Regions from separate parts of the Mus musculus genome. Here regions 2, 3, 4 and 5 are each linked to region 1. The links are chromatin loops, found by intact Hi-C in ENCODE. Cell type or tissue: left cerebral cortex. All regions are shown on one strand.

What was found. A loop is a pair of places that touch in the nucleus more often than their neighbours do. Peaks named below come from ENCODE experiments on the same cell type or tissue, not always from the same donor. Only the 100,000 strongest peaks of a DNase experiment are listed, where the experiment ranks them.
Region 2: it touches region 1 in a loop (2.6-fold over the local background); 7 of 42 quality-filtered maps call a loop at or near these places.
Region 3: a loop joins it to region 1, with 2.7 times the contacts of the local background. A loop is called at or near these places in 8 of 42 quality-filtered maps.
Region 4: it touches region 1 in a loop (2.7-fold over the local background); 7 of 42 quality-filtered maps call a loop at or near these places.
Region 5: a loop joins it to region 1, with 3 times the contacts of the local background. A loop is called at or near these places in 6 of 42 quality-filtered maps.

The regions. Positions count from the first base shown.
Region 1 is chr12:81,330,305-81,335,304 of GRCm38, reverse strand. It overlaps Slc8a3 (solute carrier family 8 (sodium/calcium exchanger), member 3), which reads left to right and starts at 2,125. Exons shown (of 7, transcript NM_001167920.1): 1 at 2,125-2,664. In left cerebral cortex, no CTCF peak of the experiment used is centred here; DNase peaks (open chromatin) are centred at 2,027, 2,887 and 3,094; H3K4me3 peaks cover 1,986 bases; H3K27ac peaks cover 1,260 bases.
Region 2 is chr12:81,197,301-81,202,300 of GRCm38, reverse strand. Slc8a3 (solute carrier family 8 (sodium/calcium exchanger), member 3) reads left to right here. Exons shown (of 7, transcript NM_001167920.1): 6 at 1-58; 7 at 2,434-4,386. The coding sequence ends at 2,810. Among named protein-coding and RNA genes, the nearest start is that of Gm3693, 28 kb to the left of the region's middle. In left cerebral cortex, a CTCF peak has its summit at 2,560 (motif pointing left); DNase peaks (open chromatin) are centred at 1,993 and 2,526.
Region 3 is chr12:81,205,971-81,210,970 of GRCm38, reverse strand. The region is part of intron 3 of Slc8a3 (solute carrier family 8 (sodium/calcium exchanger), member 3); the gene reads left to right. Among named protein-coding and RNA genes, the nearest start is that of Gm3693, 20 kb to the left of the region's middle. In left cerebral cortex, no CTCF peak of the experiment used is centred here; a DNase peak (open chromatin) is centred at 2,221.
Region 4 is chr12:81,215,991-81,220,990 of GRCm38, reverse strand. All of the region lies in intron 2 of Slc8a3 (solute carrier family 8 (sodium/calcium exchanger), member 3), which reads left to right. Among named protein-coding and RNA genes, the nearest start is that of Gm3693, 9.8 kb to the left of the region's middle. In left cerebral cortex, no CTCF peak of the experiment used is centred here; DNase peaks (open chromatin) are centred at 1,450 and 2,772.
Region 5 is chr12:81,223,117-81,228,116 of GRCm38, reverse strand. All of the region lies in intron 2 of Slc8a3 (solute carrier family 8 (sodium/calcium exchanger), member 3), which reads left to right. Among named protein-coding and RNA genes, the nearest start is that of Gm3693, 2.7 kb to the left of the region's middle. In left cerebral cortex, no CTCF peak of the experiment used is centred here; DNase peaks (open chromatin) are centred at 130, 1,325 and 3,009; H3K27ac peaks cover 429 bases.

The DNA of each region.
Region 1 (5,000 bases):
TTCTACTTTTTTCTTCTCATTCTAACACAAAAAGTTTTAATGGAAACCTTTCCACGCCAAGACCCAGAATGCTGCATCAGCATCTTGTACATTTGAACTCAACAGCATCTGTGGTTGTCTGCACAAGCCAGTCAACATTTCAACTTGGAGGGTGGAGGATCCCCCCCCCACCACCAAAATTTTATATAGCATTGTATCATTGACTGTGGTTTATTTCCCCAATTTTGTTGAAAAAAATTTAAGTGATTTCAATTTTTCACTGTTCTGAGTACCACTACACACATCCTCACACGCATCTCTTCATTTACATCCCCAGTCACTGCCATATTCCAGGAAAATCACTGAGTCACAACAGCTCTCACTTTTATAAAAGATCTGAGGTATCTCTAAAAGTTACCTACCCCAGTTTGCACACATCCGTCCCTCTCATCTTGACTGAAGCCCATTTAGACTCTGTCCTGCTGTTCCATGCAGACAAGCACAAGGCCAATCCTGCTGCCTGATGGGTATGAAACCTTCACATGCCTTGAAGTCATTGAAATCCTACAATGCCAGAATCTGAGCTCTTAAAATCACCAAGATTCAAGGCCCATAAATTATCTGAAACCGCTCCTAGCAGTCCACAAGGAGCCCAAATTCAGGATAGGATCACCTTCTGACTTACTAAAGGAACACTGCACTGAGGGTCCCCACCCAAAGAGTATATTTCCTTCCAAGTTCGGGTGCTTTCTACCTCTTGCAGGTACAAGCTCTTTGGACCAAACCTTGTTAAAGAGGTCCTTCTCCCTGGTTGGTGTCAGGGAGCTGGAGGGTTGTACATGCTTTGTGGTATCACACTTTGCTGCTTGTCAGTAGGACTCTACTTGGTCTCCTCCTTTCCCATCCTTGACTCTGCTGCATGTCCTCTTAGGACAGCTGTTTAACTTCTAGACAACAAAGGTCAACCGAAAAGTGGAAGAGTAATTGTGTATATTTCATAGCCTTCTGTGAGGATGGTATCAAACAATGCAACCAAATTCACTGGCACTAACTCTGCTCAGGAGATAGGATACTGTCTGATTCCTCTTATGCTTGGCTTCAGACAGCAGAAGCAGTTTCTGTCCCATCTACACTGGGGTCTATGCAAAAGGCCAGCCTCCACTCTCATTTCACAGCTGCCTGATGACACCAATATGCTGAGGACACGCAATCCCATCCTTAGGCATGTCTGCCCACTCCTCCTGCCACCAGGACCACGCGTGACAAATATAGCAGAAATTACAGGCATCTGATTTAAGGCTGTGTGTGCACTACTCTCGAGCCAAGCCCCAAACCCTAGTTCTGATGCTGCATCAAAGGACCATCTCTGCCTTGGTCTCCAGGCCCAGAGTAAGCAGCAATTTGAAAGGCAGCCCCCTTTTATTTTTAGCTTTAAAAATCACCAAAGCCAACATAGCAGTGCTCACCCAAGCGTCTCTCACAAAGCTCTTGCTTGACTTGGGTTGAGAAAATGACAGGGTGAGTTCTGCACCAAGAAAGGGGGGGGGGGAATAAATGGGAGAGAAAAAGGAGTCGTCGTTGTCCCCCCCCCCCCACACACACACACACATTGCCAACCTCCATCCCCCTCGAGTCTTCCCCTAGGCCTGGGTGGACCTTGCCTGGGTAATCATTCCCTGCTATATTTAAAAACCACAATGTGTTTGGAGGGAACTTAATTTCGGGACTGCGGGCGGTGGCGTCTCCCGAGGACAAGAGGAAAGCCTGTGCCGAGCTTCTTGCCTGCTGCCGGGACTTCAGGACTACCAACTCCCGGGAATCCAGGTCAGGACTCCTTGCAGCTGCAGCCAGCTCCAATGCTCTAAGCTCCAGGCTCAACGGTTGGGTTGGTGGCTTCTTGGTAGGGCTTGCATCTGCATTCAATCTCCTGGGACTCTGCATGCTAGGTCCGTGCTTGGTGTCCCAGGCCCGCTGAGAAGCGCTGTGGAAAACTCCCCTCCGCTCCCGAGGCTAAATATGCGCGGCTTGTCATTCGGTGTAGCTGTCTCCCAGCTGATAGGGTGACGTCGAGTTTGGAGGCTTGGAGATTGGCTTTTTGATTTGGCTCCTTGCGGAGGCTTAATGGGCAAAGCTCTAGGCTCACCCAGAAACCAGCCCCTACGCTCGTCCCCTCTGAGCGCGGCGAGGCCGAGACGTCTCCGGTGGTGACAGTGGGCAAGGCTGAGCCGCGCGCTCCCAGCCCGGGGAAAGCCCGGGCGTCGCGGCAGCCAGCCCCCGCCGGGGTCCCTCCGAGCCGCCAGGGCGCGCCGCGCTGCTCTCCGTCCCACCCCTCCCATAGGGATCCCCAGGCGACCGCGGCCGGGACTCCGGGCCTTGCTTGGGCCACTCGGGCAGTCTCTGCTCCTTGGCTGGACGCCGCCGAGGGTCTGTACAACGCTCCCTGCGCCCTGGCCCCAGCGATCCTGCTCCAGATGCGCTGCCTGGTAGCCCCCTGACAGCTGCTAGCCCACAGCTCCGGGCGGCAGCCGCGGCGGACTGCCATGCCCTGGACGCCGCTGCAGCCGGCCCGCAGCCCGCGGGGGCGATGAGCCGCTGCGGCCCGTGAGGAGCTGGGCGGCGCGGGCATCGTGCACCTTCCTAGCCCGCCTCACTTGCCCATCGAGCTCTGGAGGCTGAGGGGAATCGGTGAGTAATGGGATGAGCCCACAATCCCCAAGCTCTGGAGGACCGCAGAGGCAGGGGACGCCTGCCAAGATCCCAAGCCTGATATTCTCCCGAGAGAGGGTCCCTGGTGAAGAATCATGATAAGTTATTTCTCAAGATCATTCGTATGCGCTGCCTTGCGGCGGGTTTAGTGCCAGAAAAGTGGGGGAGGGTGCCCGGGAAATATGTTGTATATGCGGTGTAGTGGGGGAAAATCTGGGAGGGTGTCTAAGCTAGAGTGCTGGGGGTGCTGCTAGAGATGCCTGTGAGCCATAGTACTGGAAACGTGTGTACAGTCCTGTTTTGGGTTTGATGACTTAGTGGCGGGGTAGCTCAATGAGGAAGCTTCATGGCGGTGCGTGTGTGTGTGTGTGTGTGTGTGTGTGTGTGTGTGTGTGTGTGTCGCGGGTGTCAGGGCGTGTGAGTTCTTGGAGCTGAGTGGCTAGGAGGGGGACCGCGTTATTCCCTAGGCGGACGCGCGCATGCGCGTGACACACACACACACACACACACACACACACACACGAACTCATGCGCGCACACGCATGCACGTACCCCAATCTCGGGACTCCATTGCTGCCTGCCCATAACTGCAGTCCCATTGTATCCCCTTCCCTCCAATCCCAGAGGGCTCTCCAGCCAAGAGCTACCTGGTGATCTGAGAAATCCAGGGCTGCCTGGAGAGCTGTGAAAAGTATATAACTAAGGTCCCCTCCTTTCTTCAACTCTCTCTCTCTCTCTCTCTCTCTCTCTCTCTCTCTCTCTCTCTCTCTCTCTCTCTCAGGCAGGAGCCCTCTTTTAAAGGCCAGGCTGCTTCTGCAAGCCCTGGCTGACCTGCCCTGAGGACCTGAGCCACACTGGGTCAGAGGATAAATAGGATTTGCTAGAGGGGTTTCAGGGAGGGAGGTAGTTTTTCTTTTTCATTCGTTGTGTTTTATTTTTAAAGGGGAAGGGGAGGGGATAGAACAAATGCCTTTAATGCAGTGCTGTAAATTTCCTCACTCACTGCTTGCCTCCTACCCTCTCCCTCTCTTTCTCTTTCTCTTTTGGCAATTAACAAACAAGCATCTGAATGTTTGGTGCTAAGGTTTCCCAGGCAGAAAGATTGAAATTGGGTGCAATTTATCAGAACTGTAGACTGCAGCTGGGCACCAGGTGCCCAGCTCCTGGGTGGTCAAGAAACTTCCAAAGGGGGAGGGCTGTGGATACACAATGGGAACACATTGGTCTTCTGGTGGGGTACCCAGAGGGAAGCCTGCAGGCCTCCAGCGACCTGGTGACTTGCAGCAGCTCCTGTGATTAATCTTTCACACCTGTTGTGCCCCATCCACTTGAGCTGTGCTCTTGTTTACCCCGGGTTTACAAATATAGTGGCCCTGCCATGCTCTTCCTGAAGTGGGGGGGATCGGTTCACTAATCCAGGGGCAGGTGACCTCCCGGAACGGGTCCTTCTCCCCACCTTCCCACCCTGCTGGCAGCCTCTGGCTGCTCATCTAACTTCAAGAGGAAGCTGCCTCTACAGTGAGGTCTTGCAGTGTTGCAAAAGAGGATGGTTAATGACCAGAGCTTTGGGTGACTGGATGGGGACTGGTCACCCTGGGTCTGCACTACATCACACAAGTCTCTTAAAATATATGAACTGTACTTGTGTGTGTGTGTGTGTGTGTGTGTGTGTGTGTGTGTGTGTGTGTGTGTAAGGAGCCTGAGCAGAGCCTGCATAACTGACACTTGATTGTAGAGATTCTTTCTTTACTTGAAGACCAGAAGGCCATGATGCAAGGCCCTCTCCATGGACTACTTATAGTTCTTCCCCCACCACCTCTAACATTCCTTACCCAAGAAAGCTTTCCATTCCTTCTCTGACCAGGCTAGATTTCCTTATTTCCTACATCCTTAATCTGAACCCACAACTTTGAAGTGATCTAAAATGGAACTGAATTTTACTGATGTGACTGAGCGATGGGGGGGGGGGGGTCGGTCGGGGAGGAGAAGCGCAGCTCTAGACAATGAGCTCCAGGAAGAGAAGAAAGAAGGTTTGCCTTCATCCACACTGTATCCCCAAGGCTTATCCTTGTGTCCCTAGCCAGCATAGAGTAGGCACTTGGACACTGTTTGGTTAAACTAATGGAATCAGAGGGATTTGTTACATCTTCCCCACCCGGGATGTCTTCTCCTCCCAGTAGGAGAAGGGAGAGAAGTTTTCTCGAATCAACTCTGATTTGTTGCTGTTGGCTTTGTTCTGTTTGTAAAATCAAGCCATGCCTGGCAGCAAATGTCTGTAATCTCACCAGGAGGATTATAAATTCAAAGCCTGTCTG
Region 2 (5,000 bases), 130 kb after region 1:
GGGCTCAAGGATTCGGTCACAGCTGTTGTTTTTGTGGCATTCGGCACCTCTGTGCCAGGTGAGAGTGAGGAGTGCTTAAGTTTGCAGGGAGGATGTCCCCTCATTTAAATGACCCCTACACTCTGCCTAATCTCAGATCAGAAACAGCAGGCCCTGTGGGTCACAAACAATTCACATGGCCAATCCCTGCCCTGCTCATCCAAGCCTTACTAGACAGGGGAAACTGAGGCCTACCAAGTATATGGTACCTAACCAAGTGAGTGGCCCGATTTCTTAGCCTTCATGTTATATTAATAAGATACACGCAATGTAATTAAATAAATAGAATAACGCCCTTCCATTTGCCTTCGGCAGCCTATGAGAGTTTAAAGATTAGCCTGCTCACAGATGTCCCCATAAAGATACCTACAATCCTTGTTGGCCTCCCTTGCTCCTGTGGTCACCTTTGAAGTCAAAGCGTCTCCTATCAGAACTGGCATGAGAACCTTAGTGGGATTTGTCCTTTAGTGTGAGGAATTCCATGCTGTTTATCTTCTTCTAAGCATCCAAAGGCAAACCGCAGTAACTATTCATTAATTCGTTTAGTAGACTAATGTTGACTGAGCTCTCAAGATGCCTGGTACGGTGTTGTGCTGGTTGCAGATCTATTATGTGAGTCAAGGCAGACATGTTTCCTCCTCAGCCCTTAGCTAAAAAAAAAAATCTAGCAAAGGAGACTAGACCCAACTAATTAAAATCCATCTTAATAATTCCTATGAAGTAAAGGTGTCAAACAGGAAACCTTGAGTTAAGCTGAGTCAGGGCAGGTCCTATGGAAACCATGCCTGAATGACAAATACTAAGTAGCAGGTATTAGGCCAGGCTCCCTACTTAACTCAATCTGGGTTTCTACGGCATTTGAACTCTGACCTTTTGCTAGCTTCAAGTATTTGTACTAAATCTCACCAGGCAAAGGTCTCCAGGGTGAATCTGGGGCATCCGTCACCGTAACAAAGAAGGATACCCTTCCAGAGGTCAATTCTAAGTATTAAGTTCTTCAGTGTGGCTATGACAGAAATCCCAAGAGAAAAACTTAAAGACGGAAGAATCCATTTTATTCACAGTTTTGGGGTGTCAGCACAACATGTCATGGAAGGATACGATGGAGAAAAGCAATTCATATCTTGCTTGACAAGAAACAAAGAATGTGGTAAAAGGCCCAAGGCAAGCTATTATCCCCCAAGAAATGTTCCCCAGTGAGATACCTGCCCCAACTAGGTCCCTCTTGCCTTTCAGTGCCTCCTAATAATGTCACTGAATTATGACTTCATTAGTGAATGTGTCCATTCCTTGACTCATAGCCCTTAGGATCTAATAATCTCTGGAAACTTCATCACAGACACACCCACAGATACCATTCGACCAATCCCCATCTAACCAAGTTAATACTCTAAATGAATCATCACACTATACCCACAGCACATTTCAGGAAATCTTTCTTCTAAAATCCCAGCTCAGACTGGGGGGCTGAGAGAACTGCTTTATGAATTAGTGATGTCAGAAATCTGGCTATTATAGAAGTGAGTCTGCTGTTAAGAAATCAAATGGTGCCAGGAGCCTTGCAGGTGAGATGCCCTGTGCTCACTGCTCCCCAGGCCTTGACATGCCTCAGCCATCAGAGGGAAAGGGGCAGATGTGAGGGGGAAAGACATATGGGGAAAATAACCAGGGATAGATAAGAGCCAACCTGAAAAATTATAGTTAAGATAGACCAAGACACTTTCCCTGGGAGATCCAGGAAACTTGGCAACAGTGAGATATCAGGATATACTGCATAGGGGCATAGTTTAAGGTATTTCCAAGACCCAAAAATTGGTCCAGAAAGCACATGACGACACCGGGGCTTTCAGAAGAATATGCTATGGTTCATATCTCTGATTGCATGGCTCTTGATGAAACTCTTTGGCTGTGGGAGGATACTATGAAAAGGATTCTTCCACAGGAATTCTAGAGTCAAGTCTTTAGCTAACTTAAGGACCTTCTGTAGATGCCTTAGCCCTTATTTTCCTGAGCACATGGGCATCGTTCAGTCGCCGTCGAGGTTACGTGAGTGCATGACCCACATGACAGTGGCAACCTGCTTCCAGGGATGTGAAAGTTCCTTGGGTAGATGTTATGAATTATTTCTTTGCTAAAAACAGAGTCAGTGGGGAACGATATGCCTGATAGGTAAATATTGGGATGGGAATAGCTCGTAGAAAGCTTCAGATACCTACAGATGAGGACTAGGAAACCCTGACCCATATTGGATGCACTCAAGGCCACACAGCTCAAGAGTAGCAGAGCTGGAAGTGGTCCCTTTGCCCATGCTGCCAAGCTGCCTATAAAGGATGCTCATAAGGCCCCGCTCAGCCCATCCTCCCACAGCTCCCATTTGTCTCTGTCCTTTTCCAGATACATTTGCCAGCAAAGCCGCTGCCCTGCAGGACGTGTATGCAGATGCTTCCATTGGCAACGTCACAGGCAGTAATGCCGTCAATGTCTTCCTGGGTATTGGTTTGGCCTGGTCCGTGGCCGCCATCTACTGGGCCATGCAGGGACAGGAGTTCCATGTGTCCGCTGGCACTCTGGCCTTCTCGGTCACTCTTTTCACCATCTTTGCATTTGTCTGCCTCAGTGTGCTCTTGTATCGTCGGCGGCCCCATCTGGGCGGGGAGCTCGGAGGTCCTCGTGGCTGCAAGCTTGCCACGACATGGCTCTTTGTGAGCCTATGGCTCCTCTACATACTATTTGCCACGCTGGAGGCCTACTGCTACATCAAGGGGTTCTGAACCGCCGGAACAAGACCGCCACAGGGCAGACCTGGGACTTCTCCTGAGAGAAGGACGCATCCTCACCAACCTTCCCAGGTTACTCATCCCTGGAGCAGACACATCGGGACCCGAGCCCCAGGAACTTCACCTGACCTTGGCCCTGGCACTGCACAGAAAGGGCAAAACTTAACCAATCCAATAAACTGGAGAAGGCATCCACTGTCCAAAGTATTTAATTAAAAACAAACCAACAACAGCAAAAAATCCACCTCTCCCCATCCTGCCACTCACAGCCCTGAGCGTCCCCTTCTATCCCACCACCCAACTATTCCTTTGACTCTAGTTCCCCACAAGGGGCAGGATCTGCCCTGTCTCCAGCAAGATGCATCAAGACTCCCTCACTCAGCTGTCAGGGTATGAGAAGGAGCCATCTGGACAATGGCTGCCTTGGGATGCTCTCTTCACCTGGTCGTCATTGTAGTCATTTTCATTCTCCTACCAGGTTATTGTCTTGTCTTCTCTTCCTGAAGTTAGTGACAAAGGACCCTGAAGGAATTCCAAATCTGAGTGACAGACACCCTCCCACTCTCATCAGGCCGCTGCCATCTCTTGGCTCCAACTCAGGGCATAGGAGGAGCTTCATTCTTCGTGCATTGACATCAAAGCCAAACCACAGAGGAATCACCTTCTTCTCAGTGGAAGCCATTCTACGTCTCTGTGCTGCACCTGTGTGTGTGTGTGCCCTCCCACAAAGAGACTTCAGAGCAGAGATAAGAGTGTTCCAGGCTGACCAAGGGCACCCGGGGACACACGGGGAACACCTCTCCAATGTTTCTGAGTTTGTGTCTGAGGTGGGGGAGAAGAGGGTCTTCAACTGGGGAGGTCTCTAAGGGAGTGTGTCTCTAAGGGTCTCTTAAAGTGTCAGTGATTGGGGGCATGGCAGCGTCACCACCCCTCCCTGGCTGATGTGCCATACTCCGAGGGCTGAAGAGGTGGCTTGAAATGAATTTGGAGGCTTGTAAGAGAACAGGGGCTTCCTTCCCCCTCTCCTGGCCTTCAGGCCACTTTTGAAAGCATGTTCATTGGATGGGGACCGGAATCCTTCATTTCCCCCATGTTCCTGCTTGTTTTTAAACCGCATAAAGCTCCCTCTTCCCAGACTGTGGGGCATTTCTTATGCCCTGCCCCCAAGGGATCCAAGTCACCACATTGCCAAAGAATCCAGGCTTCTAGAAAACAAGAACTGACACGCTGACACCCCACCTCCCAGACCTTTCCCCTGTGTGTTTTGAAAAGACCTGGCTTTAAATCACACACACACACACACACACACACACACACACACACACACACACTACAAAACTGCCCACGGGTCTTGAGGCTTTCTGCATTGACATAAATACATTTTCTAAGAGAGAAAGACAAAATTAAAACGACACCTGTTTAATTTTAAACAGATTTTTTAAAAAGAAAATAAAAAATAAAACAATGCTCGTGTCCTAAGCTGTGTTGACAGTTGCCGGTGGAAATGTTGGGTTGGTTCAAAAAAAAATAATAAAAATAAAATAAAAGGTCTACTTATATGTCTCTACACACAGCCTGCTTTCCCCCTGTGTTTCTTCAATGAGTGGTCCAGGGGCCACCTTGGGTATCTGCTGAGGCAGATGCAATTGAACTGAAGGTATTGTCTCCTATCACACACAAGGACTAATATGCTAGACATAGTATTTTTTTTAAACAAAAAAAGTTCATGGAAATGATATCTGTCACAGCCAGACTTCAGGAAGCAGGAGGACGTAGGTCATGTGGGTTGTGTAGATAGCAGCAAGGAAACGTTTTGTACAAGAAGGGAAGGGCAGGGAAAGACTGACTAGAAAGACATACTTAGCCAGGGCTCCTTACACAGAGACTCAGAGTCATGTCTGTTTGCTCAGGACTCACTCAAAACTCCTACTGTGTGCACCTCCCATGTGTTCAGTTACATTCTGGTGACACAATGAAGACTTAGTCCTTGACCATAAGAAGGTCACAGTGGAGAAGATGAAGTAAAATTTCTTTTAACACAGTGTTTTGGGTTCTAGGAAATAGGAACCAATGAAAATGGTTCTCGAAACAGAGAGGGGCGTGCACTGGGATGCCTGGTGGGGGAGGGGTTTGTGGAACTCAGATCGGGGGACCTGAGGAACCAAGACTACCTTCCCTGTCTGC
Region 3 (5,000 bases), 120 kb after region 1:
AGTGCTCTTCCTGCTGATCCATAGAAGGAACAGAATGAACTACTACCTCCCTTGCTATCTTTGTCGATGTAATGAGAATACCCACTGGCCATTTAACTACCTTCACAGTCTAAATGGAAACAACTAAGAAAAATTGACTGTTGCTCACCTACTTACACACCATGTAGATTCTGAGTCCACACATATCTTCAGTGGCTATGAATGTGCAGTTGTCTACACATATGGAGGGTCTCAGGCATGTGTTGCATTCCTTGAGGTTACTAGAAAAAAAGTTTAGAGATATCCCCACATATATAAGCAGACTCTTCTTCCTTGTCAGTCTCTACCAGGAGTATGTAGCAAGATGTTGCCAGACCTGACAAGTGCCAAGGAGTGAGGGGTGTACAATTACACATACAATCAGGATGAAAATGTGCTGTGAAAAATCATGAGAATTTCTTTTTAACTGGTGGATTTTGAAGTCCAAGAGAGTTTAGCATAAGCAAAGCTCTTATTTCATGTAATGAGTCTCTCAATCATGGGAAGAACCTGTCAGGTTACCATAGAGACAAGAGAGTTTGGCACAAACAAAAATAAGCTAGAGATATCCTGTGTTGTGTGTGTTTTTTGATTGTTTCCTGTCCTTATACAAGTCTTGGTCTGACTGTCCCTCTGTTCTACAGTTCACCTACCATTTTGAACAAAAACACTACCAACTTTCAAGATAGTAAACAACAAGGCTTTATTAAGCATTACTAACTACAGGGACAAGAGGAGACAGGTGCAACAAAGTAGGAGGAGTCCATGTTTCTGAAGTCCAAGATATTACAAATCATTCAGGGACAACAGTCTGATGAAGGATGCATCTTTTTCCTTATATCATTCTTTTAGGGAAAAGTCAAAAGCCTGGCCATAATGGTATCTAAGATACCATTTGTGATTGTGAAAACCTTATGGGTGGTAGGAGGCAAAGCATGATCGATTGTAAGGCTAGAGCTGGGAATCATAGATGTGAACACTATTACACTCTTGCATATTGCTATCTGGAGTTTACATTCAAGCCCTATGCTTCACTTGTCATCAGCAAGCCAGCTACTCTGGCAGGATTGCTAGATGCACACCGTGTCTGTGATAACTAGTCCTCACTCCTTTTCAGACTGAGTCACGGTGATCACCCTAGCACCCTTTTTATCCACTTGGTCCTCCCATCCTCATGCCTCCATCCTTAGCACTCATGTGTTCAGGGAAGGTGTGGTGCTAACTTTCTTATAACTGCTCAGCAGCTGTTCCAGCTTCTCACGCCTCTTGCTGCTGCTGTTGCTGCTGCTGTTGCTGCGCATGTTCAAGCGCTGCACATGCTCAAATGCTGCTGTCTGCATGTGTTCTTGAGCTCTCACCTTCTAAACCCACTGCATTCCTTTTGCTGTCAGGAGCCACAAAGCCAGGGGACACTTTCAAATGGGTCCTTAATGTTCTTTACTTTTCTTTCTCCCTCTTCTCTGGTATCCACTTGCAAACAGCGCTCCTGTTATCTCCAGGTAAGAGCTGTCTGTCTTTCCCCTCTTTTCTATTCTTGCCAATGCTATTACTTGGTTTAAGATCAATATCCATTATTTTACTTAAGAGGAACTTCAGGGTCAAGATAACCTGACAGATTCTCCCAAGACTGTGAGACCCCTTACATAATTATGTAATTATGGGGAAGTAGATAACTCCTTGAGCATCATTCTCATCAGTGAATGTGGGGGAACGCATAGTTAGTCGTTAAAAGAAAACCTTCCAAGAGGACAGTAGATCATAGACTTCCATGCATCTCAGTTCATCTGCATCTTATTGTTGGGTGAGTTAGGATAAAAGTTAGGACCAGAATCTCCAACAGGATTGACATAGAATTCAAAACGAAAAGACTGACCCCAGACACCCGGGAAAAAACAACCAGTAACTACCTAGAACATGAAAGGTAGTTTGTTTAAAAATATACAGAGAGACTTTTATTGTTCCTAAAGACCTGCTAACTCATCACAGATGAGACCTAAATTGCTAGATTTAGATTCATTCATCATTTATCCTTAAAGTTACATATGCTCCAATTAGTAAAACTGTGAGGGAACAGGGTTCTGGATAAGAAAGACATGTAGAGACTTTATTTTAGAGAGAGAGATACTCATTCAGAATTTAGATCCTGTGTAGGACGTGGACATACTCTGAGAGTAGACTGGCATGAGTGGGAGCCCTTCACGAACAGCATCCAACCTCATGACCAAAAAAGAAGGCAGCCCTTTGTGTCTGGCAGCACTGTACTCAATTCAGATGGAATGGGCTCCACAAGACAGTTTCAAGATGTTTTAAAAGAACATCTTACATTTCATCTGTTCTTTGAACACACACACATGCACACACACACACACACACACACACACACACACACTGAGGCCATTTGAGAGAAGAAACATCTTACAGAGTGCACTGGTGTTCGAGGTTACCTACAGGACAACCCTTGGGTTTAGGAAGAAGCAATAGATGTAGAAGATCATTCGCCTCCTTGAAGTCATAAGCAAAAAGCGCACCTAGTGTTTTCCTTTTGTGAAAGTGATGCTATAACCTCTTTGTCTTCTTGTTTATTTTTATGCCAGGAGGATAAGGGCTAGCTCCAGCTCTATGCTCTGCACTCTGCCCCCAGGATGCTGTTCTTTCTTTCTCTGTGCTCATACTACCCCCACATGAATATGTTCAGGTTCCCTTGTTCCAGCTCTCTCCTTCACTCCCTAACACACATATCTGGATTTGGTTTAAGTTTCACTGCACCTTTAACATGCTTTCAAATGCCTGTAGAAATATAAAACACAGAGGGGATGCTCTCTACCTTTCAGCGGATAGACCTCTGAGGAGCCCTTCACTAGGCTTCATAGCTACCAGACAGCTCAGGTTTTGATTTCAACCTTCTTGGGAGAACAGAAACATGGTTAACAGTGCCTGGTGGTGAACGAGAGTAAATGCACTTGTCCTGGGCTGTCTCGTCAAGTTCAGGGGCCTTAAAGTGGGAGACTTAACCCCACCTCTGCTTCTTTGTGGGGATGTCTTCAGAGCACTCACAGTCCATCCTTGTCTAGCCTGGAAGGCTCTTTGTTCTTCCAGTATTTGTCCAATCTTCCATCTTATTTATATTCTCCCTCCCTCCCCACCTCTTTCCCTTTCTATTCCTAGAACTGAGAGTTTGTTTAGTCGGCCTGAATATCAAGATCACCTCTCCTTTGTTCTCCTCACTGGAAATTCTGAGGAGTGATTATCCTTTGTCTTTTATGTTTGGAACTTGAAGAAATTAACTTAACTTGAACTTAAAGTAATGACCATTATACAAAAATTAGAAAAAAGAGAGGATAACTTGCAAGTCAGAGTTTATAGAAAGGTGTGTGTGAGAGAGTCAGTTAACAGATATAAACAGTGCTTCTGTGGGGCTCTGGGTGACTTAATCATAGAGGATTGGCTGCTTGTCAAAGAGATTTTTGCAGGAGGCTAGATACAAAAAGTGGCTGTCACCACAGGGGTGGACAGGTCAGCAGGTAATCAATAATATGCCAGATGGATATAGTGCTAGATTGATAGCTAGACAAGGGGTTAGACAGGTACATTTATGTGTCACTGGAGAGCTCATTATATTGGTATAAACTTCTCGTGGCACATGTAAAGTATGACACGAGGGAACTGAGGAGGGAGGGGCAGAATGACACTGTCACTGCTGAGACAAGCGGTACGGTGTGATGCCAATGCCAGAGAGAAGAAGAAAAGGCTACCAATTCTTTAAGGAGTTTCTCTGCCTTCTCTAAGGGCTTCTCCCCGCAATGCTTTGCAGTTCCATTTCTAGGACTGCTGTCCTTGCAAATACCCCCATCAATTCAGACTTCCAGATTTGCCTTCAGAATAAACTCACCAGAGACCCATATTAAAGTATGTGAGGTGAGGCTGCTAGAAGATAACATCCAACTTGGAAGTATAAAAAGGAATGGAGAATAAGTGAAAGGTGAGTTACCCATGGTAAACAAGACATGTAGAGCCCCTCCTTAAGGCTTGGAGAACATTGTGGAAGAGGGGCAGGAAGAGTGCAAGAGCCAGAGGACAAGAAGAAGAACTAGAGAATGCCATCCCATGGACACTGTACAGCCATTCTCATCATGAACTCAATGAACTTTCCTCATCTACAATGAGCCTGCACAAGAATGACTCTTTCACCAATGGCAACCATGGAAGGGAAAGGAAGTCAAAACAACCCTCCCAACCTGCAACCCTAGTGACCACGATAGGTTCTGGGAACTAGGGGGTCATTGCTGTCAGTTGAGTAAACAATTAGGGAGCCCACAATTCTCCAGCATATAGTTCCAAACCCACCATTTTGCAGACGGCCCAGGTTAAACTCACAGGGTCTCAAAATCTAACTAAAATGTATGAATGTGGAATGGAAACTTGTTGAGAGAGTCTTGACAGAGGTGATAGGGAACGAGGGGAGGGGTCCATATCAATTACAATGCATTACACATGTGTCACAGCACAAGTCTAACAACAAAAAAAAGACCTAGATCTTCAACAAACACCAGCGCTAGGCTGGTGCAGCACCACGGACAGCTCCCAGACCTTGTCACAGATAGCCTTCCCATTGGTTGCAGAAAACAATAACTCCAACAACTGGCTCAGATACTGGAGCCTGCGCCACTGTCAACTGCCCTTCTCCAAGGAGAAAAATCTTCATATAAATAAGTCTCTCTATTTAGCAACACCCATCCGTGCTTCATAGTCTTCCCCTGAGTTGCTTTCACTGCAGCCACAAGAACCCAAGTTTCTCTGCCCCACACTTCACTAATTCCTAGGCCTCAGGAAAAAAAAAAAAAAAAGACTTCCTTGGCCTCCAACCCATTTTGTCCTTGGGATTATCCAAGGACTAGAGGACTCCTGTGGGAGGTTTACTGTGTGGAATGAAAGCAATTAAAGAGCTGAATAAAAGAACTAATTGCATGTGAGAATGTAGACTT
Region 4 (5,000 bases), 110 kb after region 1:
TTTCCCCAGAATGGATGAATGGAGTAGGTTAAGCCAGTTGAGGGGGTAGGATGGGTGGTATTGGCCTCTCAGACTTTGTGTCCCTCAGAGGTTTTGAGTATCCAACCACAGTGACCTTCAGAGGTTTTGTCTTGGTTTTTTTGTTTTCTTTTGTTTTGTTTTGTCCTTTGTTACATGTCTTTATAGCAGAATGATGTGAGCCCCCAGGTGGTTTAGCAACCAGTGTACTGGTTGCTAAAGACTCTACAAGGTCTTTCTGAGGGTCTCTTGTGGCTGGGCATGTGCCAGGGACATACTTCAAATAAGATAGGCTCAGTCCCTTCTCTCACAGAGTTTATACTCAGGTGGGGACGGACAGACTGGAAACAGTAAGCAACAAGATAACTTCAAGCCATGAACAAATGGAGCGGTGAGATGGAACAGACTGCAATCCATGGTGGGAGGAGGCTTCTAGGGGCTACGGTGGCTATGGAAGGCTTCTCCAGGGAGGTAAGGTGGGCAAGAAAACCCAACATATGAGAATAAGTCCAGATCTAGGTCAAGAGCATCCCAGACAAGGAACATGAGGGAGCTTACCCTGAGTGAGAAACAACCCAGTCTGAAAGTGGAAAGAGTATGGTGTTCAGGAGCAGTGAAAGGGGGCCTTATGATGAGCAAGGTCTGAAGCTCGGCCCCGCTGGATCGGATGGAGAAGTTCCTCTGGGACACTGGATTTTGCTTGTTACAACTGCAGAGGCCATGACAGGATCTGGACTTCACTTGAGTTAGGGGTCTCACTGGGCAATCAAGGTTAAGCTGGAATTCTGTAGGCCAGTCTGGTCTCAACCCTACCAACTTACAATCCTTCAGTCTCTGGAGTGTTTGGATTGCAAGTCTGTGCCACCACCTCTGGCTACACTGCCTTTTTAATCTCCCACTCTGGTTGTAACAGGAGAAAGAGAGAGAGAGAGAGAGACAGAGAGAGAGAGAGAGAGAGAGAGAGAGAGAGAGAGAGAGAGAGAGAGAGAGACTGAAGTAGGGCCAAGGACAGGAAAGTCTCTTTGGAGGCTGCAGCTGTCCAAGAGAGAAGCCCTGGTGTCCTGATCTTGGTTGCAGAGTGAAGGCTGATGGTCAAGGTATTTGGAGCCAGAGTCGGGTGGAGAGGATGAAGGAAGGAAGGAAGGAAGGAAGGAAAGCATCAGTGCAGGAGAGCGATGGTTCCGGGTTCAGAGTCTGAGCCAACTGGTAGATGATTATGCTACAGCTGAAACTCAGGGAACAAGTTTGGAAAGAACTCGAGGCCCAGCTGATGACTCCGAGCTAATGTCCTTGTGGTCTCACTTGTGTGAGGGACAGAAATGAAAACTGTGTCAGTTTTAGGAAGCTGTAAGGGTTTCTCCAGCCTCCAGGCAAGGTAATGCATTCAGTGGACACAGATGTCTTTCCCACCAATGAGCTCAGAGGGGGAACACTGCCTCCTTCCCTCACCCTACCCTCCAGCTGGCGCTTCCAGCCAGCTAGCCTCATCTCCTCCTGCTGTGACTCAACACCTGCCTTCCTTTCTCCTGTCTTCTACTACGATGTCCACAGTGTCTCTTTTCCTGTTTATCTGCTGACTAGAAATCAAAATGACTTGATCCACATGGTATAACAGTCCAGAGCTTCTCATGGATAACGGCAGAGACCAGATTTTGAGAGACTGTGAGACTCTCTATACCCCTCCTAGCACGCCAAGCCCCAGTAATAACCCATTTGGGGATCTATTATTCTGGTTTTTCCAGCCCTTTCTTGACCTGACTTCTATTTGCAGAAAGCACTATTTGTTGATTTCCCCTTATTTGCTGGCTTAATGACTGGAGATAAAAAAGATGCCTTTACATGTGACTCTCAAACTGGGATTGGTGCTATACTTAATAATAATAATTCCATTTTTTAAAGCCCTCAGTAGAGAACACACCTCCCTCCGTGTGCTTCCACATTATTTGGGAGACACTACAAAGTAGATACTATTGTGCCATTTTGCACTTGAGACTTTACACTTGAAAGATGTTAGAGCTTGAGCTTTATCAGGTTGCCCAAGGCTACCCAGAGGGAAAGAATAGAGGAGAGATTTTTTTTTAACCCAGGCTATCAGTCCCTAGAAGAAGGAAAGCCATAGTGCTGTGACTTTCACGGGCTGCAGAGACATTGTTTCCCATGACAGCTACCCAGGCTTTAATGAACTGAAGCGGGTATAAAGGCCATCAAAGTTAAAAGTGTCATTTCATAAGCAATTAGTGGCATGGTCCAGGGCAGGATTAACAGCTGTTATGCTCACTTCAGGAGGGATGGACCCAGTAAGTGAGGTTAGTAGAAGAACCAGAGACACATGGGCAGACTGGAAAGGCTGAGTTGGGGAGGCTTCAGGGAACAAAGAGCCTGTGCCAAGTTAGACTATAAAGATGGCCATGCCTCATTTAAAAGGAATAAAGAGTAGATCAGAGGGCCACTGTCTCCTCTGTGAACACCAAGGCTGGGAGGGCGCGTGGATGGGAGCAGACCAGGGTCCTGCAGAGCTCTGCATTCCTATGCTGCAGAGAGAGGCTGTTCCACAACACAATGGCATTCACCAGGGAAGACAAAATGTGCAGAGAGGGTTTCTGGTCCTGCAATGTCCCATCAGAAGGGACAGCTTCGAGGCACGGGCTTACCTCTCTTTTTAAAGCAACTGAAGAAAGGAGAAGCAGCAGGGCGGGTGGGTAGGTGACACAAAAACAGTCACCTACACATTTGTTCTACAGAATAACACTTTCTCATACACAAAGCAATGTGGGAAACAGCTTGAAATTGGCCAAAGGATTGATGTAGAACTTGAACGCTGATCCCGACTCAAACGGCCCCAGAGTTCTGAACCCTCCTCTCACGTTCACACACTGCAGCATCTTGTCTGTAGACAGCATCTCCTCCATCACCACAAATTAGACTATGTGTGACGCAAACAGAGCAGTTCTCGTGGCTCCCTGTGATCCCTACCACCACACAAAAGGGCAAGAGTCTACTATTCTGGGCACGATTCCCACAGGCCTATTTGTCCCTTCCTTTCTGTTCTTTTTATAAAATAAGCACTTTCAGTCATCATCTGCTGGTTCTAGAAGTTAAAAAAAAAAAGTTCTTCCTTGTTCCAAAAGCAAAGAGATGGAGAATAAGCCTTATGAGAAGACCTACCGGGGCAATCTTCTTATGTGCATAGTAGCCTTGCATCAGTCTCCAGAAGGATCACAGGGAACTGTGGGGAATTATGGGGAGCAGGGAGAGAAGCAGATGAGACGGGGCAGTGAGAGCTGGATGCTGGTAAGATATTTCTGAAAATGTCACAGTGAAACTCACTAATAGTTACAATGTATAGACATTAATGGCTTTAAGTTTTAAGTGTGGGAACCAGACAGTCTCTATTGCCTATGAAACTATTGTCTGAAAATACTAAAAGGGAAACTCCAGAAGTAATAAATTATAAACAGCTTTTATTATAGTGAGTGTGAGTGGTTTTTGTTTAGTTTAGTCTTTTGAGATAGGGTATTGGTTTTGTAGTCCAGGCTGTCCTCAAACTTACTGTGTGGTCCATGCTAGCCCTAAACTCACACCAACCTTCTTCCTTAGGCTCCAGAGTACTTGGGTTACAAGTGTGTGTACCCCCATGCCAAACTGGCACTGTTATAATTCTTCTATTTTATAACTAGTTGTTATCTTGTATTGTGTCTCATGTCTAAACTAAACTTTATCATATGTATGCACAGACAGCATTATAAGGTTTGGTACTATCTGTGATGTCATATGTTCACTGGGGTCTTGAAAATTATCCCTAATGGATAAAGGAGGTGCTATATAACCCTTGATACTATCGAAACATTGTTTGTCTTGTTTGTATATTTGTCCAAGATCACAGAGCATCTCTGGGATTAAAACTCGGAACCTTTGTCTATAAAGCCTGAGCTACCTCTAGTCTTCAAGTATAGTTATAACACGCAGCCCCATGAAATTCAAAAGGACTCACTGAAGCTGGAGGAGGGCCAGGGCAGCCACCTTCCTCCATGCACTTGTGGAACTAGGGCCAATTTGAACCCTTCTCGGTCTCTTTCTCTTTTCTTCCCTGTTTCTTCTCCAGCTGCCTTGCCCTTGCTTATGAAACTTTATTTTTCCATCCACAGCAAAACAATTCACATCAAGGTAATTGATGATAAGGCGTATGAGAAAAACAAGAATTACGTCATTGAGATGATGGGCCCCCGCATGGTGGATATGAGTGTTCAGAAAGGTGTAGTACCCTGTCCTCCACACTAACAGTAACAATCTTCTTCCTGTCTTCCTCTCGCCTATGTTTCCTCCTCCTTCTCCTGACTTCTACATTCCTGTTTCTTCCTCTCTTGTTCTTTTCACTTCTCCTCTCTCTGTCCTAACACCTGCCAACCTGTCACATGGTATCCATAGAGAGGTCCTCAAGACCCAACGGCCATTATTCTGGGGTGGCAAAATGAATATGGGTGGGAGAGAGAGAGAGAGAGAGAGAGAGAGAGAGAGAGAGAGAGAGAGAACTCTGAGAGTTTGATAAGTAAAGTTCTCCATGATGTAGTTTGGAGGCAAGGTTTGTTTACAGATAGGAGGAATCACAGGGAACAAACTCTCAGCACATTTTCCAAAGTACAGTTATCCACAAGGCTGAGTTTCTGTCCCAGGAGGTTGAGAAGCAATATATTTGGTCATAACTCATCTCACTCCCACAAGGAACCCATAGGAGCCATCTTATCTGCCACATCTCTACAATCAAAGGTTATTTCTCTCCTTGACATTGACTGATCTTAAAGTAAAGGTCTCCATCAAAGACCTCCTTGCCTTACTCCAATCCCCCTGTTAAGGGAAGCTAGATGTGAAGGCAGATGGAGCAGCAGAGAGAGAATTCTGACCTCAGGGCAAGCTTTCTCCGCAAGCCCAGGAGATGTCTCAGAATGGACAGAGCTGTGCTTTCCATTTGAATGGCCTAGTATGCC
Region 5 (5,000 bases), 110 kb after region 1:
GTAGGGGTGGGGATCTAGGGGCAGGATAGGGGAAGGGGCAGCTGGTCGCTGAGCCCATTGCCTGTGTTTCCCCATTTAACTCCCACAACTACCCAATGTAGAAGTTATCCTCACATTATTGCTGAAGAGACAGAAGCTCCGAGAGGTTAGGCTCAATGCCAGGATCGCACATCTGCCAGCAATAGAGGTGACGTTAGCTGAAGTTTTCACTATTCAGACTTCACTCACTTTCCCTCTACTATAGAGACAGATTCAGGTGGAGATTCTGTTGGGCTTTTGAAGCAGATCCCAAGAGCAACTTGAGTCCTGAGTGCAACTAAATTATTGGAGGAAGCCAAATAAACTCCATGATTTCTATTCAGCTGCTGCTGTTTGTCCCCAATGGCTGAGAGAGACAACAGTGAGGCTGTAGTCTCCAGGAAATATAACAGCAGCATTCCCCGTTCAGACCTGTGTGAAAGAGTGAAACCATAACCCAGAAGATGCTTGCTGTGGTCTTTCCGTCATTCAGCCGCTGGCTCCCTCCCTCCCTCCCTCCCTCCCTCCCTCCCTCCCTCCCTCCCTCCCTCATGCCACATACACCTTTACCAAGCATCTGACATATGCTCTCACCTCGGCAGATAGAGGCAATTAACCAAACAAACAGTGCTCGTCCTCACAGATTTTAGAACACTAGAAATGACAGAGAAGGTGACAACTGCATTAATTGGTCACTTCTGTATAACTGGGGACAAGTAGTGTTAGTACATACCAGAACATCACTCGCCCAATGGCATCAGTGGAAGGAAAGTCCAGAAGCTCTTATGAGTGGAAGAAATCCAACATAGAGGTAGAGAGGTGATGTGCACTTTCAAGGTAAGCAGAGATTCCCCTAGGAGTGTGGCCTCAGTCATGAGCTCATATGGTTGGCGCATGCTCCAGTCCATCTCCTACCCTGTCTCTTTTAAGATCATGAAGTGCATCTGACAGCCACATAAGGGAGGTGTCACTAAAACTAGAAAGGTAGACTCACCTGAGATCTGGCAGGAAGGAAAGGAATTCCCACCCCCACCCCATCCCTTGATATCATTATTATAAAACTGAGTTAGCGTATGAGGGTGTTTGTGCCCCCCCCCCAATACCTAGAATAGGTGAGTAAGCTGTAGTGTTGGCTGCTTCAGGTTAGCAAGAGTAGCTCTGAGAAGTGCCTCTGCCTGTGACCTTTTAAAGGAAGGAAGAGAGTTGGCATAGAAAATGTGAGTTTCTGTAGCTTGGGAGCTTTCCAAACTGCCTGGAAGGCAGCAAATGTGGGGGACACTGTATGAATGAGTTCGAATTAGATAATATCATGTGTGTGGAGCTCTTGAGTGCTTCAGAGAAAATGCTGTCTAAATACACAGTGCTCACATCACAGATAATGATACAGTAGTCTATTTATAGTGCTCTGCTACCTACCTGCCGGCTGTTTCCCAGGGATGGTGGAAAGATGAATGGGCAAGATTGAGGGAAAGTGCTTTGAAATCCTTGATTAAGAGCCCTCCGAGCAGATGTACCTTTGAAAATGTATTATATTATTGTCACAATCATTGCGTTTTCTTTTATCACCTCAAAATGTCACCTCCTCCTGTCTCAGGTGAATGAGTCCATCGGTTTCATGCCTATAATGTCATCCGAGAAGGCAGCAGCCCCCAGATGTGTAGTATACACAAACATGCACCCCTCCCCCCAACCCACCCCCTGGGCTGCCTCCTGTCAGTTGAATCTGGCCTCTCCGTAAATCCAGGCTTTCCCCAAGCTCATTTTATTTCTTCCAATAGGAAATGAATATGTAAATGCCCTGCTTAAAGGGAGTATTGGTTGCAAACCTTCTGCACACAGTGGACAGATTGAGGCTGTGGAAATGGGAGGAAGGAACGGCCGGCCTCTAAAAGGGGAACAGACTCTCACAGTGCCTCACCCAGGATAGAGCCCAGGAGGATTCACAGAAGTGAGGCCAGGGAAGCAAAGGGATTTGAGAACCTGGAAATGGCACCACCAGATCAGAGTCTTGGGTGGATGGGGTCAACAAGCCCTGATCACTCTTGGGGAACTTTGCCTATCAGAGCCAGAGAGGGGTGGGGGGGGGCAGGAATACAAATTGATCTCTTGGACTCCCTTCCATTATGGAGATAAAGCAGGAGCCTTAAGCCTGTGGATCCCTAGTGGGGTGTGAATATGCAGTTGGGTCGCTTCTGCAATCAGCTGAGAAGAGAGAGCAGAGCTGGCTGGTAGGGAAGGTTATCCTGTGACACTGGAGCTATGGGTGAAGGAAAAGGTCTATCCCCTTTCGTTATAATAGGGGAGGCTGACAGACAGCTGTATGGCAGTGAGACAATCTGTGATTCTTCATCAGTCCATCCGTGGAGTTGAGAAAGTACCCTGCTTGGCCCTACTTATTAGACAATCAGGTATGTTATACCCTTTTATGAGTCCATACTGGGGACCAGCGAAAGAATTACATGAGTTATAGCTTAAACAGAACATCATCAAATGTAATGTCATTTCTGACTACTTATTCTTTGCTGGTCCCTCGCTATAAGCTTTCCTCACATTATCTCCTTTGGTCTTTTTGATGACCCTGTGAGTGGGCCTTACAAACTGTTCCCTCCCTCAGATGAGGAAAACGAGGCCTACAGAAAGCTTCACAAATTAGCCTAGAGGCTAACATTTGTAAGTACTGTATACAGATGGCTCTGACCGTGAAGCTGGAGTTCTTCACTACTGAATGATGGAGAGAATCTTTATTTCCATGGCATCAGGCACAAGACAGAGCAGTGGGGAAAGGCTGAGACATAGAGCCATCGCCAGTAAATAATTAAAGTGGCAACAGTGAAGGCTGTAGACAAGGCAACTCTTTTTAAACATGTTTTGAAGGTTGGGGAAAGAGGTCTAGACTGTTGGGGAAGAGATGGGGGAAGTATTAAAGCCATCTTTTCATAATGGTAGCTCTGTAACGGGGCTTCTCAATGGAGTAGTGTGTGCAGGGATGGAGTGAAAGAGGCAGCCAAGGGCTCTCTGCATCCTCATGGTAATCTTATGCTAAGTACTAAGTGTGGGCTCTGTGCTCTTACATCCTGGGCTCAGCTTCTGGCTCCACCACTTACGACTATTCACAAATCATCCATTCAATATATATCAACTGCCCATGGGCCAGAGTGTGTGCCAGTGCTGGTGAGTGAGGCAGGCAGGGTTTCTGCTTTTAATGGCACTTGTGTTCTGGTGAGGGAACCAGGTAAGAAGGCTAATAGGATGAAGGCGAGATAAGACGATGGTGCGGAAAGTTGCTGGAGGTTAGAGCTGAGAAGACAGAGAATTAACATATAAGCTGAGACATGGTCTTGAAAACCTAGTCATGAGACTCTCTGGGGAATGACAGTCCAGAGAAAGGAAACGGTTAGTACAAATGTCCTGAGGTAAGAATTGGGTTTATGCATTTGGGGTAAGAGACGGCAGGTAGGTATCCTAGGGCTGAGTGTGCAGAGGGAGACTGGCAGAACACATTTTGTGAAACAAGCCAGGTGAACTGTGCAGGCTCGCTCAGCAGCCATGCAGCACCTGGGCCTGTGTCCACAGTGCACATCCTCCAAGCTGGGGCAGAGCTGTGGTACCGGGCACTCTGGGAATGGAGCCCTGCATGCTGTGATTTCTCAAGCCTTCCAAATATTTGTGTTGTGTCAGTTTCTCAGCTAGATCATACAGTCTCTGTCTCGGTCTCTTTTTTTAAAAAAAGGATTTGTTTTTATTTGTGTGTGTGTGTGTGTGTGTGTGTGTGTGTGTGTGTGAGAGAGAGAGAGAGAATATGCTACAGGTCTGCAGCTAACCTCAGAGGCCTGAAGCAGGTATCAGATGGATGACTCGAGCTGAGGTACAGACAGCTGTGCCTGCTATGGGAGCCGAGACTAGAACTCGCACATCTGGAGGAGCAGCACACAGCACACTTAATGCCTGCCATTTCTTCACCCTCATTCACGTTCAATCGAATCCTAAGTGCAGCAGGATCTGTTTCCTGGAACCTAAGTAAAAAAAAAAAGTGGCACATGAGGACTTTCCTCTCTCTTAGGTTTAAATTAAGGACTCTTTATTCTTAGGGTCAACCTTGATACAGACACCATCATCACTTTGCGCTCTCTAGTACGGCAGTCCTCAGATCTCTCAAAACTCATTCTGAACAATGATTCTAGGTTCCAAAGGAGGTCTTATTTTTGGAGCTGCCTTTAAATCTTTGGTCAGCAGTTCAACAACACACAGATACTAAAGATTTTCCCTTAAAAGCCACAGAAAGCCCCTGGCTGACGAGAGGATGTACTGTAACCGAGCTTGAAGCATGGGAGCCAAAAGTGAGTTTGACTGCTGTGAGAGTCCGGGCCTGAGGTGACAGAGATTTGAGGGGGATGATGTTACCAAGAGGAGGTGCCAGCAGAAGGGACCATGCTGAGGAATGCAACTCCCACCGCCTGAGGAGGGCAGGAAGGCAGGTGCTAGGGCGACAGAGAACTAGCATCCATCTGTCTAGAGCACAATTCAAAGGCCATATCCTCACCATCCTCTCTATCCATCCCAACCCCTAGCTGTCCTCTCTCTATTGAGCACAACAGGGAGCACACTGGAGACTGGGCCTACAGAATGCTTTGGTCAATGCATGGGAGCTGGGCCCTTGCAGAGGGAAGGGAGAAAAGATGAAGAGCCAGTGGAGATGGGAGCTCTGGTGGATAGGCAGGCAATCAGACTGGGAAGACAGTCCCAGAGGGTGAGCAAGAAGCCTTGTATAAAACATACAGAGAGAGAGAGAGAGAGAGAGAGAGAGAGAGAGAGAGAGAGAGAGAGAAAGACAGGCAGACAGAGAAACATGCTCAACACAAACACAACATGCACACACACACATGCATATACATGCACACACATGAATATGCATGTACAGACACACATGCACACAGAGAGACATGCTCATGTACAAACACCAGCATAGGCATACACACATATAG